2 separate regions of the Mus musculus genome follow, and region 1 is linked to region 2. Evidence: chromatin loops called from intact Hi-C (ENCODE). Cell type or tissue: heart. All regions are shown on one strand. Each heading gives the region's core, and the rest is flanking DNA. Links, peaks and the distances in the headings are about the cores only.

Region 1 (9,437 bases), core at 834-8,833, 78 kb before region 2:
GGTTCCCACTGAGACAAATCTGTGAAAATGGGTCCAACATGTTCTCTGGCATACTGTAGATCTCTATAATATGACACTCCCAGTAAACATAGATAACTTTGAGGACATGGTATGTAGCAAGTGCCATGTGTCACAATTAAAAATAACTGATGGGGAAACCCCAATACATCATTCTTAATCAACACAACCATGTGTGAGAAGTATATGTCTGTTACTTCAAGAGAGTGTGTTTGGAAGTGTCTGAAAAGATGAATGTTATTGATCTATTCAAAGTACAGAGGCAGCTGTCACACCCAAATAGCATTAGAGCTAGATGTTTCCTAGTTACGTCTTTGATCTTCAGCAATGATATTGGTCTGGGGATTAAGGATACCTAGGCACATTCATGTTGGCTTTACTTTCTCAAAATCTATGGATTATAATATTGTAACTTTACTAGAGTAATTATCATATAAGTGAATTTTTTAAAAAAAGCTAATAAAGGTCAGGGTGATGGCAAAGTTAGGACTGTGTTACTAGAAACTTAATCCAAATATTTTGGATGTCCCTGTTTCTTTCATAAGGATCCAAGCTTAAACAAAACACCATGCCCTATAACTTTCAAACCTGACCATGACCAGTAGGACATGTTAGACATTTTCTCCCTACTTTTGGGCTTGCATTCTAACAAAACAGAGCCTCCCCCACTTTGAATACTCTAAATGTTTGTCTACTTGGCTTTCTGCATAGTTCACCATATTGCTTTTATATATGAAGGGAGTGATTGTTAAACTAATTCTACTCTGTGATCTTTTTTTATAAAGTCTTCATTGTCTCCTACGCTCTTAGAGCCTAAATCAGTTTATAGTAAAATTCTGGTTACCTTTCTATGGAAAAGTAAAACCTTAGGCTCATAACTTCTTTCTGCCTCCAGGGAAGGGGTAAGTCTTCCTTCCGTGCTGTTTGTACATTGAATGTATTTGAATTCCATTGTGCCTTTATTGTAATATTGTGATTTTAAGGGGAGTGGATATTAAGGAATCTTTGGCAGAAGTCCTTGGTTTTAAAATGTTCCTCTACGCTCCAGATCTCAGCCATTTGTTTCTCTGTCTCAAGGCGTTGACAGGTTCACAACCCTAAGCTGCCAACTCTTATTCGTTTCTGGAACCTCTTCATCCTCCCCACAAACTGGGGGCTTTCTTGGAATCTCCAAGTTTCTTCTGAGACTCTGGAGAGAATGAGTCAGGGAAGAAGAATCTGGACCATCCTGTTCTCATTTGTTTCATACTCTTGATCAACACGTTTTAAATGCTCGGCCTTACAGAACTGATAGGAACCTGACTCTTCTCCAGTCATCCAACAGCTGAATCTATGAAGGTGAGACACAGGAGAAGGACGGCCATGGGAATAGCATAGACCACGAACTCCTGAGGCTGCTGCCCAGCACTGCTTTATGTAGAAGAGTTTCAGACACCTTGGCCAAGTCACAGGCTCTAGCACACCAGCTAGAAAGCAGGAACAGTGTTTTGCAAAGTTCTGCTCATGAAGAGTGTGGTCTGGTCTTTCCTTCAGTTCCTGGTAAAGCCCTTTTGTCTCCAGGTTCACCATTCCTTCCAAGACATTTGTCACTGGGAAACAAAGTCAAACTCCAAATAAGGAACCAACCGAGAGCCTAACACCAACCAACATGCCCATGACCAGCAGGACATTTTAGACATTTTCTCCCTTCCTTGGGGTTTACACTCTAACAAAGCAGAGCCTCCCTTACTTTGAATACTTTAAATATCTATCTACTTGGATTTCTGTACAGGTCACCAGGTAAACACTTTCAAACAGCCTCATGAAATGTATTATTTTGACATTCATGTTTTGGTGTCCTGTGCACAGAAGCAGAGTTCATGCTAGACAGGCACTGACTTCTCTAGACACAGGCGCTCTGTGATGTCTAAAGCAGGTATGTGGTTTTATACAGCTAAAGTCTGAACACCACTTCCTCAGGAGCAATTTAAAAACTCTTGAAAGACAGAAGGATAACACAACAACACAATGTCCGGTCTGCCCACCTGAAGTATCGACATCCACACCCAAGCAAAAGACCAAAGGCAGTAAGGTTGTCCTTTCACACTGGGGTTGGGACCAGAGTTTCTTCTGCATTAGAGTCCCCTTTCATGGATTTTTTTTCCCTAGTAACAGAACATGATATAAATAATTAACATGAACAATAAGTAGAGGCTGGAAATGCCTCAGCTGTTATGAGCACTTCCTGTGCTTTCAGAGGCTCCAGATTCCGTTCCCAGCATCACATGGCAGCTCACAATCAGTTATAACTGCAGTTCCAAGGAAGCCAGTGCCCTCTTCTCACCTCTGAACACAGCAAGTACACACGTGCTGCACATACGTACATATACACATACACATACGTGCAGGCAAAACACTCATACACATAACGTAAAATAACAAATTTTAAAATATTTGACAATTAAAAATTGTAAAAAATAAACTTGTTTTAAGTAAACACAAAGCAATGGCAAGGAGTCACGTTAGAACCAATGACATCAAAACACAAAAAAATGCCCACATGTTAAGTAATGTTCTTGTCGCCTTCGCACTCATAACATACCCGTGGAAGACATCTGAACCTTTTCCTCCATACTTCTTTTGAGAAATAAGTTGTCTTTCCTAGAATGCCATTCTTGTTGCCCTTAATTAAAAAGCAAATAACTGACCCAAAATGTAAAATATTAAAAAAAAAAACCTAGAATCAACAACTTTAAAGCACACACCCTCCCATCACCAATAACAGCACTTAATACACTGAAGAGAATCTGATCCCTTGTTTTCGGCCATTTCCAGACATGCCCTGTGATGTGGAGCCATGGAGCTCATTAATATAGTTATTTTAAGTTTAGTTGCTGGCCTCAATAATTGGAATAACTACTCCAATTATTCTCTACTCTTTGTATGGGCAGACCCAGACTTTCCATGAGGTCCAGAGTTATTATCGAGAAGACAGGAAGCTTGGATTGTGCGTTTAAATGGCTCAGTGATGAAGCCAATAACTTTGAACAAGAGACGTCCTTCATGAGTCTCAGTTTATCCATCCTGCCAACAGGGAACGGACTAGAAACACAGTCTTATCAGCACTCTTAGAGAAAGTGTCACATAAAAAGAAAATAATGCCACATTAGGCCCAGTCTCCTAGAGAACGGAATCAAAGCAGGAATTAAGTTCTGTTTTCTTTGGGAGGTGCAATTCCCAGGCAACTCAACAGAAGTGAAGGAGGGAGCCTAAAGAGCAGTGCAAAGAAATGTATGCAACCCTGGCTTCTGCTGCACAATGAGCCTCAAAGAAAAAGGAGACCAGAGGAGGGAGGGGAAGAGAAGGATGTATCTCTGTGGCTCTTTGCCATGTCCTGCTGGCCTCTGGTTAATGCCATGCACCCCAGCCCAGCCAACTAGGGCTTCCGTGTAGCAGGGATTCAGGTGTGGGACTAGGTGAGAAAAATCAGGAAATTCCGGCACAGTGGTTGGTTGGGAGGGCATCAGCTGCAGGTTGGCTGGGCCCTCCTAAGAATGGGAAGCAGGGCAGAGATGAGCAGAGGGGCGGCTGGATGACAGGAGACGAGGTTGAGAGAATCCAAGGATACCCGTGATGTACATGCAGTGCTGTTGCCAACATTTACCAAGGTGCCGACCAAATTGTCAAAGGACAGGGTCAAAAGCAATAACACTGAAATTTCTGACTCTAAATGGCAACTTTAGGGTGATTTGACTAAATACAATCTTTAAGTGGAAGGGAGAAAATGCTAAAAAGCCATGGATGTGTTTATACTTCCTCTAGAAGTTTTGTTTCATCCATGGGAGAGAGGTAGAGGAGAAAGTATTAGAGAATTAGGCTAGCTCTCTTGGTATTTGGCAAACCACCCTCACTAGGGGAAGCCTTTCCCAGGAGTAAGGCAGTAAGAAAAATTCACGACACTCTCCCCACAGGAGAGTACTCACTCAGCATCCCTGCTTCTGCCTTCTAGCTCTGATGTTCCTGGTGTCCCTTGAGAACCTATTGTCTGGCCCAGGTCCCTACAGTTCAAGCAGGTCTAACCCAACACCAAGCTCCAGAGGCCTGGACCACAAGTTCAGCCAGACAGAGCCATGTGGTTCATGAGTGGCTCAGAGACAGTCTAGGCTAGGACCCTCTCCTCCTCAGCACCAAGACCCAGGGCATTCTCACTGCTCTTAAAAGCTTAAGTGAATCTTAGAAACCCTGACTAACAGAGCCATCATGGGAAAGAGAAAGAGGAACAGAGAGAGACTGGATGGGAAACATTGTTAGAGCCTCTGGATCGCACAAAATATTTGGTTACTTAGCCAATAAGACCTTGTTTTGGCTTAAAGTGATTTTAGTTCTTGTCTGTCAGTTGCCGGTGAAAGATTCTGGATTGCTGGGGCCAGGGGTATATCTACAACCAGTCACAGGGTAATGTGACCAGTCTTGAAGTAAAGAGAAAAACTAACCCCTCTAGGAACTCGGGACAAATAGCATTGCTTCCTGAGTTGTTACTGATTTTACTCAACCTGTCTGAGTCCACAATAATGGCATTTAAAATACCGCTAGCCTGACCAACTCCTGAGTTCTGAGGCTCACGGACATGTTAGCTCGTAGGACTGTTCTCCTGGAGAGAAGGACAGTGCCGCTTTCTCAGCCTCCTTGAAAATTCCATCAGGTTATTAACAGGGAAGGTCACTAGTTGGAAAGGCAAAGCCTCAGCCAGTTAGGATGAGGAGACGTGCCTGCCAATTGATCGTCACCACACCACCTGCCGCACTTCGGAAAATTACCTCACGACATTCTTTGGTCCTTAAGTAAATCTTTAGACTTCATCTTTGAGAAAATGAATCACACATGTGTCTTCCTCCCAAGTGTGATGTGCAGTGATCTGGGTGAAGTGCTGTGGCTGTTTTATATAAACATGAAGGGCATCTGAATGCATAGGATGGTGGGTACCCTGCAGGGCTAATAAATGTCAAGGTTTGGGAGTTATCATCGCTCTGGCACTGACCCTCAGTCTAGGGGTCCTTCCTTGTTCTCTCTCTCTCTCTCTCTCTCTCTCTCTCTCTCTCTCTCTCTCTCTCTCTCTCTCCCCTCCCTCCCTTTCTCCCTCTCTGTATTTTTCCTCTCTTTCTCTCTTTCTCTCTCCCTTCTTCCCTCCCTCCCCTCCCTTTCTCTATCTAAGTGTATGTGTGTCCACATTAATTAAACCTTGAATACTGAGAAGAATTTCCACAAGTGAAGAAGGCTAAGGAAAGGATCCCAGTAAAGACAGAAAGAAAACTGGACTGACTGGAGGTCTTTCTGCTAAAGGAACAGCTCCGTGTGCTTTTAACCCTATCAGGGAAGGGACTGCTAAAGGAACAGCTCCGTGTGCTTTTAACCCTATCAGGGAAGGGACTGCTAAAGGAACAGCTCCGTGTGCTTTTAACCCTATCAGGGAAGGGACTGGGCAGATAGAAGGGATTGAGTGTAGTGGGCCTTCACAGTCCCAGTGGGGTTGCCTGACCCCTGTGTCAGGCTTCAACCCTGATGGAAATGGGCAGAAATTGTCACAGGTGTCACAAAGGTCTGTCATTAATGGCTATTCTAGGAGAGAAAGCAGACCCAAGCAGGCTGGACTCAGGATTAGTATGAGATCAGAAGATGCAAACAGCTCCCTCCTCTGGAGTCGGGTAGATGTGCATTTTAGGAAAAGCTACTGCCTTTCCCATTAGTTCTAAAGAGGTTATCTGTACTATGAAGAAAAGACTAAGATCTGGAATGACAGCTGGTAGAAGGGCTAAGGACCTGGACCGAGACTCTAGGTCACCTGCTTCTAGGTACACTCCTGAACTTCTAAGTTACCTGGGTCAATAAACTCCTTCTTTAGTCTGAGCTGGTCAATGCTAAAGAGTCCTAGCTTTGTGTGCAGCCAGGTAGACCTTGCTCAGCTGTAAGGGCTTACTAGTGCAGCGCTAAAGAATGGTTTAAAGTCTGTACTCTTAATAAATGGCTAGTGCACAGAGACATATGTAGCAGGCACAAAGACTGTGGAGGGATCAGATGAGCATCCAGGGTCAGGGGGATCCACAGAGCCCTCCAGTCTGTCAGGAGAAGTTAAATCTACACCTACAGCTGGCGTCCAACAGCCCTTCCTGCTATTCAAGGCAAGAGCCACAAGAAACGATGACATGAATTTAGACTGCAAATCACTGCCCATGATGTTGGGACAATTTGGATAGTAGCTGTACAACCCAGCAGAGTGACAATACTTCAAGAGGAACAGGTGACTTGTAAGGTCAAAAACGCAGGGCCTGAAACAGCATCACTGTGGCAAATGTGAAGGGTCTGGTTACCTCCCTGCCTGAAACTCAAGACTTGGGGAGGAAAAAAAAAAGGTGCTGAAATGTCTGCAGTTGGTAGTGACACCTGAGAACTGAGTGTGCACGCCCACCCCATACATGAGGAGCAAGCCTTTTGCTGCAAATAGCTTTGAACCTTCTGGCTGCCTTGAACATCTGTCTCTCAGGGGTTGGAGGTGTATCCAGTTACTTATCACATTGAAAGTGATTCTAAGCCGGGCATGGTGGGGGCACACCTTTAATCCCAGCACTCAGGAGGCAGAGGCAGGCAGATTTCTGAGTTCGAGGACAGCCTGGTCTACAAAGTGAGTTCCAGGACAGCCAGGGCTATCCAGAGAAACCCTGTCTCAAAAAGAAAAAGAGAGAGAGAGAGAGAGAGAGAGAGAGAGAGAGAGAGAGAGAGAGAGAGAGAGAGAGAGAGAGAAAGGAAGGAAGGAAGGAAGAAAGAAAGGAAGGAAGGAAAGAAAGAAAATGATTCTAAGTAACACAATGGAGTACTACTCAGCTATTAAAAAGAATGAATTTATGAAATTCCTAGCCAAATGGATGGACCTGGAGGGCATCATCCTGAGTGAGGTAACACATTCACAAAGAAACTCACACAATATGTATTCACTGATAAGTGGATATTAGCCCCAAACCTAGGATACCCAAGATATAAGATATAATTTGCTAAACACATGAAACTCAAGGAGAATGAAGACTGAAGTGTGGACACTATGCCCCTCCTTAGATTTGGGAACAAAACACCCATGGAAGGAGTTACAGAGACGGAGTTTGGAGCTGAGATGAAAGGATGGACCATGTAGAGACTGCCATAGCCAGGGATCCACCCCATAATCAGCATCCAAACGCTGACACCATTGCATACACTAGCAAGATTTTATTGAAAGGACGCAGATGTAGCTGTCTCTTGTGAGACTATGCCGGGGCCCAGCAAACACAGAAGTGGATGCTCACAGTCAGCTAATGGATGGATCATAGGGCTCCCAATGGAGGAGCTAGAGAAAGTAGCCAAGGAGCTAAAGGGATCTGCAACCCTATAGGTGGAACAACATTATGAGCTAACCAGTACCCCGGAGCTCTTGACTCTAGCTGCATATATATCAAAAGATGGCCTAGTCGGCCATCACTGGAAAGAGAGGCCCATTGGACTTGCAAACTTTATATGCCCCAGTACAGGGGAATACCAGGGCCAAAAAGGGGGAGTGGGTGGGCAGGGGAGTGGGGGTGGGTGGATATGGGGGACTTTTGGTATAGCATTGGAAATGTAAATGAGTTAAATACCTAATAAAAAATGGAAAAAAAAAAAAAGAAAATACCACAGTGAAACCTAATTCTCCAGGAATTAATAAAAATAAAATGAGATGGCATTATAAAAAAAAAAAAAAAAAGAAAATTCCAAGGTACAGTGGCCCCCGACTAAACTATAGGAGACTGACCAGACTCCATCATGAATCACAAGATAAACTTCTTGCAAAGAGATGCTGGTTTCTGATAGAGAATCTGCAATGTACTGATAAAAGGCCCCATGGAAACTGGACCTTTTTTTTTTCTTCATTAAAAATGGGGGCAAAGGAAGGAAAGCCCATAATGACAGATAAGGCCTTGTCTAAGGTGGATCCTGAGTCAGAAACAAACAAGTGACTTGGATCCTGTATGAACTTCTCAGCTCTCTGGGACAAATGACAAAGTACACAGGCCGTTTGTAAGAATAAGAGTGGACAGGCCCAACAGCCAAGGGGTCACAGGCCTTACACTATGCACACAGAGAGATAGGAACGTGATAGATGACCGATTAATAGTGTGGTGGCTAACCATGGTTATCAATTTGACTGAATTTACATCACTAGCGGCTAGGCACTCCTGTGAGAAATTTTCTTTATCAGATTACTTGAGTCAGGGAGACCCATGATAGAGTTGGGCCACACCTTCTGGTGGCAGCTGACATAGAAGGACATGATAAAAAGAACCTGGATTTTGCCAGCTTGCTCTCACACTTGCTGACTGTGATGACAATGGGCCATTCCAGAAGGAAATTCCACTTTAACCTTCCCTTCAGTTTGCAAGAGTGCTGAAGACAGGCCTACCTGCCCACACTAAACTGCAAAATTCTTTCATGTATGTTTTTGACACATGTGTCAGGAGTTTACATGTGCACAGCAATAAACAGGATATCTTCCACTTATGTACTTCATAAAAGTTCAGAGAACGTGTTTTTTTTTTTTTTAAAAAAAAAAAGCCTATGCAAAAAACTGTGCTAGTTGGTTCCTGAATTTACCACACAGCACAGGAAGAGTTAACCACTCCCCACCATGTCAGTATCCATGAAGTCACTGTCTTAGGGGAACAGATTTATAGTTCCAGCCTCAAGTCTGCCCCCCACCCAGACGAGCTGTTCTGGGGACATTCTAACTGTCCTGAGCATGTGGGATCCACAGCTGTTCTTGTAAAGCTAAATGCCAACCACCTCCCTGCCCATTGGCCAGTTGCCTCCTCTGAGGCATTTACGTTTATTTATTTATTTGTTTACTTATTTGTTAGATTTATCACATTTGCAGGCTGTGCCATTTGGCCCTTGGGTCAAGATAAATCACTTCTAAAACTTTAATGCCACCCTTAAGCACCACGTGTCCTACCCTTCCCCTGACAGACTTTCTAGAGGCTTTTCAAGGGCAGAAATTAGATCCATCTTACAAATAAACACACTGGGAACAATGGAGCTTAAATGTACTGTAGAAGGAAAACTAAGTTCCAGGGAAAACCTGGAGCGAGGACTGAAGCGCTCTGCCCTGCCTGACTGTTAGAAGTTGTCACTGATTTTCAGCATCTTCAGTGAGTCTTCATCCATGGCTGCTTTTGCAAAGAGAAACTTTTCTGATTGATGCCAAGAGTGGCATCTATCTACAAGTAAAAACGTAAACATTTATAATGTGTTTTGGTCTCAAGTCAACTTAGTTAAGCAACAGTAGGAAGATTCCCCGTCCCCGCCCACCCCTTCTCTCTCCTTGGCACATCTAAGGTATGTACTCCATAGGATTTATCATCAGGTATGAGAAGAAAGCTAGC
Region 2 (9,437 bases), core at 964-8,963:
AATGAATAAATAAATAAATAAATAAATAAATAAATAAATAAATCAGACAAAAGCTAGGAATACCCCAAAGTTCTTTGTTCCTTAATAAAAAGGGAAATGCTCAAATAGGAGTTAGTAATGGGCCTCTCTGGCAGCTCATGGAGGTATGTGAAGACAGTGGATAGGGGAGCTAACCCCAGACCATAGTTGCAAACAAATAAACAAGCAAATACCAGAATGCCATTTGAAAAAAATGATCTGGAGCCGTCATCTTGTCTATATGCAGTCAAGTCCTATGTGCAGAATAGAAGAGTGCTCTAAAGTCGAAATATAAGGGGGTGTCATAGTGACTCACCAAACAAACAACAGTTCTCTTCATCCTGCCCTTGGTGGTCACTGGGCCCCCGTTAGGAGTCAGTGCCTCACCTCTGGACTGTTGCATCAAACATGAAGCCAGTGTGCCACCTCCCAATGAGAACACATAGCAATGGGTGAGCCGGGTTCCCAGTGACTCCTCGTTCCCTGAGGACCTTTGTCCCTCTCCAAGACACGTTCCCTGACTTCAGAGAGTGGCACTACTCCACAGGGCCCCTGACAAATACAATGAATGTCCATCCAAGGGGACATTTCTTATTTAAAACTTGGCTTTGTGGGCAGATAATTATGTCCTAAGGTACATTTTAAATATAAGAAAGGACAGCCATTTCCATATATAAAATTATACCATTTAGCTTTATAGCCATATATTTCTTCAACCGGTTAAGTTAAATTTTAGGTAAAGGGCCTGCGGGTCTATTTTTAATATGTATAATTTGGTATTCTGTAGCTTTCTTGGTTAGTAGGCTTCATTTTGATGTGAGTGACCAGGAAGGATTATCGGGAGGACCGTTTCATCCATGCAGCCGAATCCGCAGAGGCTAAAGCTTTATGAAGGGGGAAGGGGAGCCATCTTCCCAAGCAGAGTTTGTAGTAAATAGATTCCCCAAGGCCCCCGGACTGCAGAATATTTCCCTGTGGCTTCACTTTTGTGTGTGAGCTTTGCAGAGCTTGAATGGGCAGTTTAACTGTTTCTCCTCAGGCTCACTGTGCAGGCCTGTCAATAGGATATTTACCCCTGGTCCAGGAAAAGCTGCAATTTACAGTTGAGGGATTTATCTTATAATGATGAAGCAGATCCAATGTTTAAAATAGTGGTATCATTGTAATAGTCCAAATGCCCACCACAATGTGAGGAAATGGGTTTTACCTGTATATAGAATATTTAACTACACCTTAAGGAATTTATTCAGGAAAAACAATTTTAAAAACAGAGTAATGTGGACAATGTTTTTTACTAAGAGAAGATGGAAGAAAAACAGCTGTGACAGAAAACCCTGACAGACTCTCCCTGATGCTGGGATACAGGAATCCCCTGGTTGGTCAACCTCATTAGTCCCAGGTCCCCATCTTCCATCTCTGAGAAAGTGATGTGAACTCTGCAAAAGATGTGTTCTCTAACAGCCCCATCAGTACTGGAGGATACAGCAATACCTCTCCTGGGCATATATCCAGAAGATGTTCCAACCGGTAAGAAGGACACATTCTCCACTATGTTCATAGCAGCCTTATTTATAATAGCCCAAAGCTGGAAAGAACCCAGATGCCCCTCAACAGAGGAATGGATACAGAAAATGTGGTACATTTACACAATGGAGTACTACTCAGCTATTAAAAAGAATGAATTTATGAAATTCCTAAGCAAATGGATGGACCTGGAGGGCATCATCCTGAGTGAGGTAACACAATCACAAAGGAACTCACACAATATGTACTCACTGATAAGTGGATATTAGCCCAAAACTTAGGATACCCAATATATAAGATACAATTTGCTAAACGCATGAAACTCAAGAAGAATGAAGACCAAAGTGTGGACACTGTGCCCCTTCTTAGAATTGGGAACAAAACACCCATGGAAGGAGTTACAGAGACAAAGTTTGGAGCTATGACGAAAGGATGGACCATCTGGAGACTGCCGTATCCAGGAATCCATCCCATAATCAGCTTCCAAACGCTGACACCATTGCATACACTAGCAAGATTTTGCTGAAAGGACCCAGATATAGCTGTCTCATGTGAAACTATGCCGGGGCCTAGCAAACACAGAAGTGGATGCTCACAGTCAGCTATTGGATGGATCACAGGGCTCCCAATGGAGGAGCTAGAGAAAGTACCAAGGAGCTAAAGGGATCTGCAGCCCTGTAGGTGGAACAACATTATGAACTAACCAATACCCCGGAACTCTGGACTCTAGCTGCATATGTATCAAAAGATGGCCTAGTCGGCCATCACTGGAAAGAGAGGCCCATTGGACACACAAACTTTATATGCCCCAGTACAGGGGAACGCCAGGGCCAAAAAAATGGAAATGGGTGGGTAGGGAATTGTGGGGGAAGGGTATGGGGGACTTTTGGGATAGCATTGGAAATGTAATTGAGGAAAATAAGTAATAAAAATATTTTTTAAAAAAAAAGCCCCATCGGGGCGGTGCTTGTCACCCAGTTGTGTTCAATCTAGCTCGTACATCCATTCAAATTTCACAAAGGAGGCTCATCGGGTCCAAGTTCTTGCTGTACAAGTCTGATGACCTGAGATCAATGCCCAGGACCAAGGAGTCCTGAAAATGTTACCCTCTGATGTCTGATTCTCTCTCTCTCTCTCTCTCTCTCTCTCTCTCTCTCTCTCTCTCTCTCTCTCTCTCTCTCTCTCTCTGACATGAGCAGTATGTTGTGCCTTACACACATGCTTCCACCAAACTCTTACATTAACCAAACATAGCCAAGCATGGCCTGTCTTATCAATAACTAAAAATGTCTGTGGAGGTTAAGTAACTGGCCACTCATGCAATAATTACTTATGATTGTGGAGGTTTTCAGATCTTGTTGAGGCTACCAGAGGGCCACCAGGCATGCACCTTGGCCTCTGCAAATAGAACGAGGTACACAGCATCTTCAAGACATCCCAAATCCAGTCATTCTTAAATACTAAACATCGATATCAATAGTATGATATGTCTATATGCACGTGCATGCATGTATAACAATGGCTGTAGAAGCCATCAGATGTCTAACAAGCAACCGTTTGTGATTCCGGGCCACTCTCCAATCAGACTGATAGACTGCTTTGTCTCCACCCAGTTCCTATACCTGATAAAGTAACTAACTTCCTGTGTAAAAGCCATGAGCTTCTGCAATGGCCCTGGGGACGTGTCATCTAAAGAGCTACCATGGAACAGACAGGTTAGGAGTTTCTCATCTGACATCAGTAATGAATAACAGATTACCCTGAGCCATGAAGTCACTCTCGGAGCTATTACCGATGACCCTCCCTGTCCCTGGGCTGAGCTTCCTGCTGGTATTTAATCATAGACCTGCAATGACATCAGAGATCTGGCACTGAGCTTTGTAGAAGGCCGGGAGGGAGTGGCTAAGATAAGTGCCACATGGGAATCTTGGAAGTAATGGCCCAGAGTCCCAACAGCCTTTCGACAGCCTGTATCTAGGTGAGATGACACCGATCCATCCAACAGGCCACCCTGGAAAAGCTTCTCCTGCTGACCCTAAACTGTCTAGTGCACACAGGCTTCCTGAAGAGGCCGTCAGCATCCCATCAATCGTCCAAAAGGAATTAAACATGGAGAAACCGATGTTCTCCCCTCACCCGCCCCCTGGCTCCTAGAACATATGCTCACTGGCAAGGTAGTTTTCAAAAAAGGGTCAAGAACGGTCATCAAAGATTCCCCTCTCTTGCTTCTCAATAGAAGCCTTTGAAATCTAGATTGTAAACCCTTTTCTGTTATAAAAATTGTCAGCAATGATTCAGTCCTCTGACAATGGGATTCAGCCCACCTAATAGCTGTGTTCTCTGTCACAGGCTGCTTCCTTACCCAAACTTGAGGGCCTGGACACTAGGACAAAGAAAAAAAGTGAAAAAGAAAAGAAAATGTAATTTGAGAATATGCAAGGTGGTAACTAGCACTTGAGAGACTGAGGCAGGAGGATGGCAAAGTTCTAAGCAAACCTGAGCTATTCCATCTCGAGAAACCAAAGAATGAAATTTTTTTCAGATGTCTCTTCTTGGAGTTTCTGTGAATCAAAGTGGATGAAAGGTATTTTCAATACTCCACCATCTCACACAGCAGTGTGTGTGTGTGTGTGTGTGTGTGTGTGTGTGTGTGTGTGTGTACACATATACATATATAATATGCAAAAAAGTCAGGGTTCTCCTTCAAGCACAGACCTGAAGTAACTTACCACTACCCAACTTCCCAAACAGATCAGTTGTTTATTTGTTTACTTGCTAACAAAGCCAAACACATATGGTTAATGAAAACCATCAGATGGTGGTGGGTTTAAACGGGAATTCAGGACTAAATCAAGCTAAAGAACAAAACATACAAGGCTGTGTAGGGGCTGGGCCTCAGATGCACCTTCAAAGCCCTGTTACTCTGGGCTATTCATACCACTTTCCTTATTTATGTAAAACCATTTCTGTTTTCTTTTCCAGGAAGAATGCTGCCAATCGCCAGAGGCAGACATGTTTATCAAGCTGAGTATCTTGAAGTCTGACATAAAATCTGTGGCCTTTGGTATAACTGAAAAACACTCTGTCAACACCACGGAGAGAGCAAGCTCGAGGCACTGGCCTCTGCCCAAGGAGAGAAGAGGAATGGACCAAAAGAAAAAAAAATTGACTCAAGTCCAAAAATTACAAAATGAGGGAAAGGCAAACTTGAGGCGAACAAACCTTTTCCATCGGGTCTGGTTAACATCTTGGAAAAGTACCCAGCCCACAAAACGGCCAGTACTTAGGTGAAAGTACAAGTTTTTCTCCCTTTTGGAAAGCCATGTTGTGAGAGCTCTGATGAATACATCAATTCTGTTAGAGCCGAGGATGTCTGTCAGTGCCGTGTTAAAAGACTCACTACTTTACAGACTGGCCCTCGTCAGAAACAAAGTATCCTTCAAACTCCCTGCCCTCAATTACTTGGGCCAAATAGCTGGAGAAAGAAAAGAATAAACTCCGGGTTGGTGGAGACGGGGTTGAGGGGCACTCGTATTCATAGAGATCAACGTAATGCCCTCCCCCTCAATGTCTTCTCTAAGAGAAATAATCAGCGCCCCCCCAAGAAAGGGTTGTTAAAGATTTCCCAAAAGCCTACAGTTGGGTGTTTGAGAAGACAAGCTTGACTAGAGAGAATTGAAATACTGTTCTTAACTTTTCCTTTAAGCCTTCCTCAGGAGTCCCAGGGAAGACATCTACAATGGCCAGACCCCACAGTGCACCAGGATCCAAACAAAAGCTGGAGACCACCCTTAGCCTTTACCACACAGAGCCTGTCAGGGCAACCTGCGCATCCTCCCATGGGCTCTGCTGCCTTATGAGTCACTGGCAACCCCAAGCATAACCTTGTGATTTTTGTTCATCCTGTGTTTTTCCACAGAGTCCCCTACTGGTGCCTCTCCCTGTAGCATCTGTCCACAAGCCCCACCACCCTCAGTTGCTTACACTGGCCATGCAGCCCGAGATGGGAGCCTCGGGATCTTTCCTGCTATGCACGTAGCCAACATTCCACAGGATTTATGTCACACATGGTGGGAAAGAGTGGCCAAGGAGGGGAGTAAAAATAATTCAACTCTGGTTTAATCAAGGGAGGCCGGACCTAGAGAGTGGTAAGATGGCTTCAGGACTATGGACTTAGAAAGTGGGAGAGATATACATACGTATATACATACATATCTACATACATACATACATACACACACACACATGAATGTGTGAGGTGATCCAATGTTCTTGTTTCCAATTCAAATTTTTTTTAGAAAATTTCTTTTACTCTTCGGTCACATTCCAAAAGTGACACAGCACTAAAAGTACATTTGGCAAAAAAATAAAAAAATTTTTTTTTAAATTTTTTAAAAAAAAAGTACATTTGGCTTGGTAGGGTTGGGAGAGTTTTGTGAGGAAAGATGGGGTGAGCTTTCTCTCAAGCGTTTTCTCTGCAGAGTGAGACGAGGTGTAGAAAGGAGTCTGAGTGACACAGCCATGCAAGCCGATAAGGAGGGGTCACATGGGCCAGGTGGGAGGGCAATTTGCCCCAGCTCCTATGCCACCCACTGAAAGTCACCAACCTCAGAATCCCCTGGTTTGCCCACAGGATGGCCTAGTATCCAGACACTAAAAACTCCTTCTTATGAGGAGGTTCGATCAGAGATGCCTGTGGTTGCTATTCCATGGAAGAAAGGCAAGTTAGACATGAAGATGTTCAGTCTTGTAAAGCCAGTCAACACAGGACAGCACTATGAGAACATTCTGACAATTATCTGCAGATGTGCGATTGGAGGTGGGTTATTAACTATTTTCTATGCTCTGAGCTCTCTCCCTCTCTGGCTGGCTGTCTGTCTGTTTGTTGTCTGTGATCCCGTGCTACAGCGCCCTAGTGGCACTTAGAGGATAATGTCAGATCCAGCCTGCGCTAATCAGCCCACCTTGATTTTTTATCTCCTGATAGGGTGGAGCAGAATTACAGACACTTATTAGTATTTCATCTAGACTTTAGGGGAAATCTGAGGCTTCAAAATCAGGTCATCTGGCCCTCTCCATGACCCAGTTTTCTTTAGCTTTGTCCTTGTTCTGTAAGAAGGGAAGATTTATTTTTAGCAACATAAATAAACACTTTAAAACAGAAAAAAAAAAAAACATTACCCACATGCCTCAAACTCCAGGCTCCCCCTCACCCAAGGCATAAAGGCCAAGGGCTCCCTTTCAGTTGAATTAGTAATGTTAAAAAATGCACTTCTCCCAGGTGTGGGGGGTGCTTTCCTATAATGCTAGCACTGGGGAAACTGGGGGATACATGTTCAAGGCTAGTTTGAGCTGTAACTCAAAACCCTGTCTCAAAGAGAAAAGAAATCACATACACGAATCCAAGTATAATGTAGACTATTTTCTCCCAGTCCTTTCTCTGATCCTTTCGTTTTTGTAGACCTCGATCTGAATGTATGGAAAGTTTACTTGATTTTGCATGTGCCTCTAGACTACCTAGACCTGCCATGGCCCAGAAGTCTGCTGCTGTCCAGGACTATAAGTGTGTTCTACTTTGATTGCCATGCACTTGGGATATGGCTGGTCCAAAGTGAGATGTTCTTCTAATGCAAAGTGCACATGAGATGTTGACAGTGAGAGAAGGAAAAAGAGCATGGATGTCTCGTTGATGAATTTATATCAATTATGCATGGGAATGGTATCCTAGAGTTATTGTATTTAATAAAAATGTATTAAAGTGCTTTTAACTATTTCTCTTTATTTATTAAATGTGGACTCTAGAAAATGTGAAATTACCTATATAGCAGATATTAAATTTTTTTATTGAAACAAAATTCTCCAGGATGGAAAATCTGCAGAAATGGAATTCAAGAATCCATTTCCCACCTTTTAGATAAAGGTAGGAGTCACATACACAAATGCTTGACCAAAACCTATCTACGGTACCCAATTAAAACTCATTGTGTTGCCCCTGCTGGAAGTCAGTGGGTAGGTAATTTCCACTCTCTCCAAGAATGGGTGGTGAATCCAGGGTCTTCCCAGGTTGCCAGCACTGGCCAGCTGAGCAAACCTAAAGGTTGCCCTGCTCAGCTCCGGGGAGCCTGAAACCGTTTACTTTGAATGCAGCTGATTCTGTTTCATGGATTCTTTCTCAAGTCTGTGTAAACTGTTCATCAAAAGATGCAGCCCCCACTGGGGACAGCCTTATAGCCTCAGGCCATGCCAAAGGGACTTCCCTTACTTAGGGTCAGTCCATTTCTTCAAGTGCCCCTGGTGTGAAGTGCCAGAGCACTCTTTGAAAAGGCAAGAAAATATTTAAGGAAGAATTCTCGGGACTGAAACCTCCAGGCTACACTGTGACAGGCAGATGCTCCAGAGAGCGACTTAGGTCCACACTCTGTGTTTTACAGAGACAGTGTTTGCAGGGAGAGACATCTGAGAGTGTACGTGGCTCTGACTACAGCTTACTCCACCTTCAGTGGCCAGGCCACCCCACAGCTAGCCTGAGTCTAAAGTTTCCTTTTCTCCTGAGCAGGGCTGGGCTCTCTTTCTCTGCAGCGACCAGAAGAATAAATAAAATCTTTATAATCGACGTGGGGGGGGGGGGGGCATGCCTAGGACATATTTTTCAGTCCAGGGGAGGGTGGGATGATGTTTTTTAAAGAGCAGGGACTCACCAGGTCTGAAGTCACAATGTCAAGACTCGGGAGGCCAAGCAGAGCTTTTAATTCCCAAGTACTCGCTCAAAGGCGGTCCTATGTTAGCCGTTTGCAGAGCTCAGTCATCCTCCATCGAGCCCCTTCTCATCCATTTGATCGGACTGACCAGCATCTTTTTATAGAAATCCAGTCTTTCATGACAGAGAAGTTAAGTAACTCATAGTTTTCTTCAGGAATGAGAATTCCCACATCTTGACTATCTACAATCCCATTGGTCTGTCTTTTTCTTTTCCTCTGAATTTTTAAAACATGACTACAGATTAAAGCACTGAGGAAAATGAAACCATATCACATTTTAAAACAAAATAAAGATCATAATTTGTTTGATTTTTAGAGTCTTACTGTTTTGAATAGAATTTAGGAAGCAAAGCCTATACTTTATTACTTTTAAATACACTCACTGCCCCCAAACACTACTATGTTAAAAGCTGTTATGAAAGATGGCTACAGACGAGCACTTGATTTGGCATGATGTGGGGAATGGAGAGGCTGGCCGTATACAAGGAAGAATCAAAAAAATCTTTTTGCCAAAAAAAGAAAAAGAAAAAAATATTTTTGGCTTTTTTGAGTCAGGGTCTCACTGTTTAGTTTAGGCTAACTTCAAACTCATGGCAATCCCTCTGCCTCAGCTTCCCAAGTACTGATAACACAGGCATGAGCCACCATGGCCCCGTAAGAAGACTCAAATTTGAAAGAGACTTGGGTTCATTTTATAATTTCACTCACATAATTATAGTCATTACACACCTCTCTATCTCTGGTAAAATAAATATATAAAATAAAATAAAATAAAATAAAATAAAATAAAAAAACTCCCAAGGTCTCCTGCAATTTCTCCTCTGTGTGTGCTGTTAAAACAGGCACATGTGCACACAAGTGCACCCAGCATCCAATGAAACCACACTGAGGAGTCCAGTGATTGCCTGCCAAGGTTTACCCCAGAGCAAATATTTACTGCAGAGCTACAAAGCTTCCCTCAAGGAAGACCAAAATGGAAGCGTTTACACACGTGGCAAATACTTTATGCGTGCCTGGGCCACAAGAAAGAGATAGTTTAATAAAAACATTTATGGATTTTGAAAGCAAACACAATCCAAGAGCCTCTGCACATGTGGGAATAGATATTTCAACCTTACACGTTTTCTCCTGAAGATC

What was found. Hi-C counts contacts between places; a loop is a spot of excess contacts. Peaks named below come from ENCODE experiments on the same cell type or tissue, not always from the same donor. Only the 100,000 strongest peaks of a DNase experiment are listed, where the experiment ranks them.
Region 1: it touches region 2 in a loop (2.5-fold over the local background); 4 of 42 quality-filtered maps call a loop at or near these places.

What each region holds. Positions count from the first base shown.
Region 1 is chr6:51,080,093-51,089,529 of GRCm38, forward strand. No RefSeq gene overlaps it. Among named protein-coding and RNA genes, the nearest start is that of Gm32190, 16 kb to the right of the region's middle. In heart, for the core only: a CTCF peak has its summit at 5,687 (motif pointing left); a DNase peak (open chromatin) is centred at 1,229; H3K27ac peaks cover 386 bases.
Region 2 is chr6:51,157,960-51,167,396 of GRCm38, forward strand. It overlaps Gm32328 (a long non-coding RNA gene), which reads right to left and starts at 8,487. Exons shown (of 4, transcript XR_377663.2): 1 at 8,241-8,487. It overlaps Gm52901 (a long non-coding RNA gene), which reads left to right and starts at 6,174. Exons shown (of 2, transcript XR_003956431.1): 1 at 6,174-6,361; 2 at 7,055-7,310. In heart, for the core only: CTCF peaks have their summits at 5,480 and 6,473; DNase peaks (open chromatin) are centred at 3,422, 4,752 and 5,502; H3K4me3 peaks cover 410 bases; H3K27ac peaks cover 3,322 bases.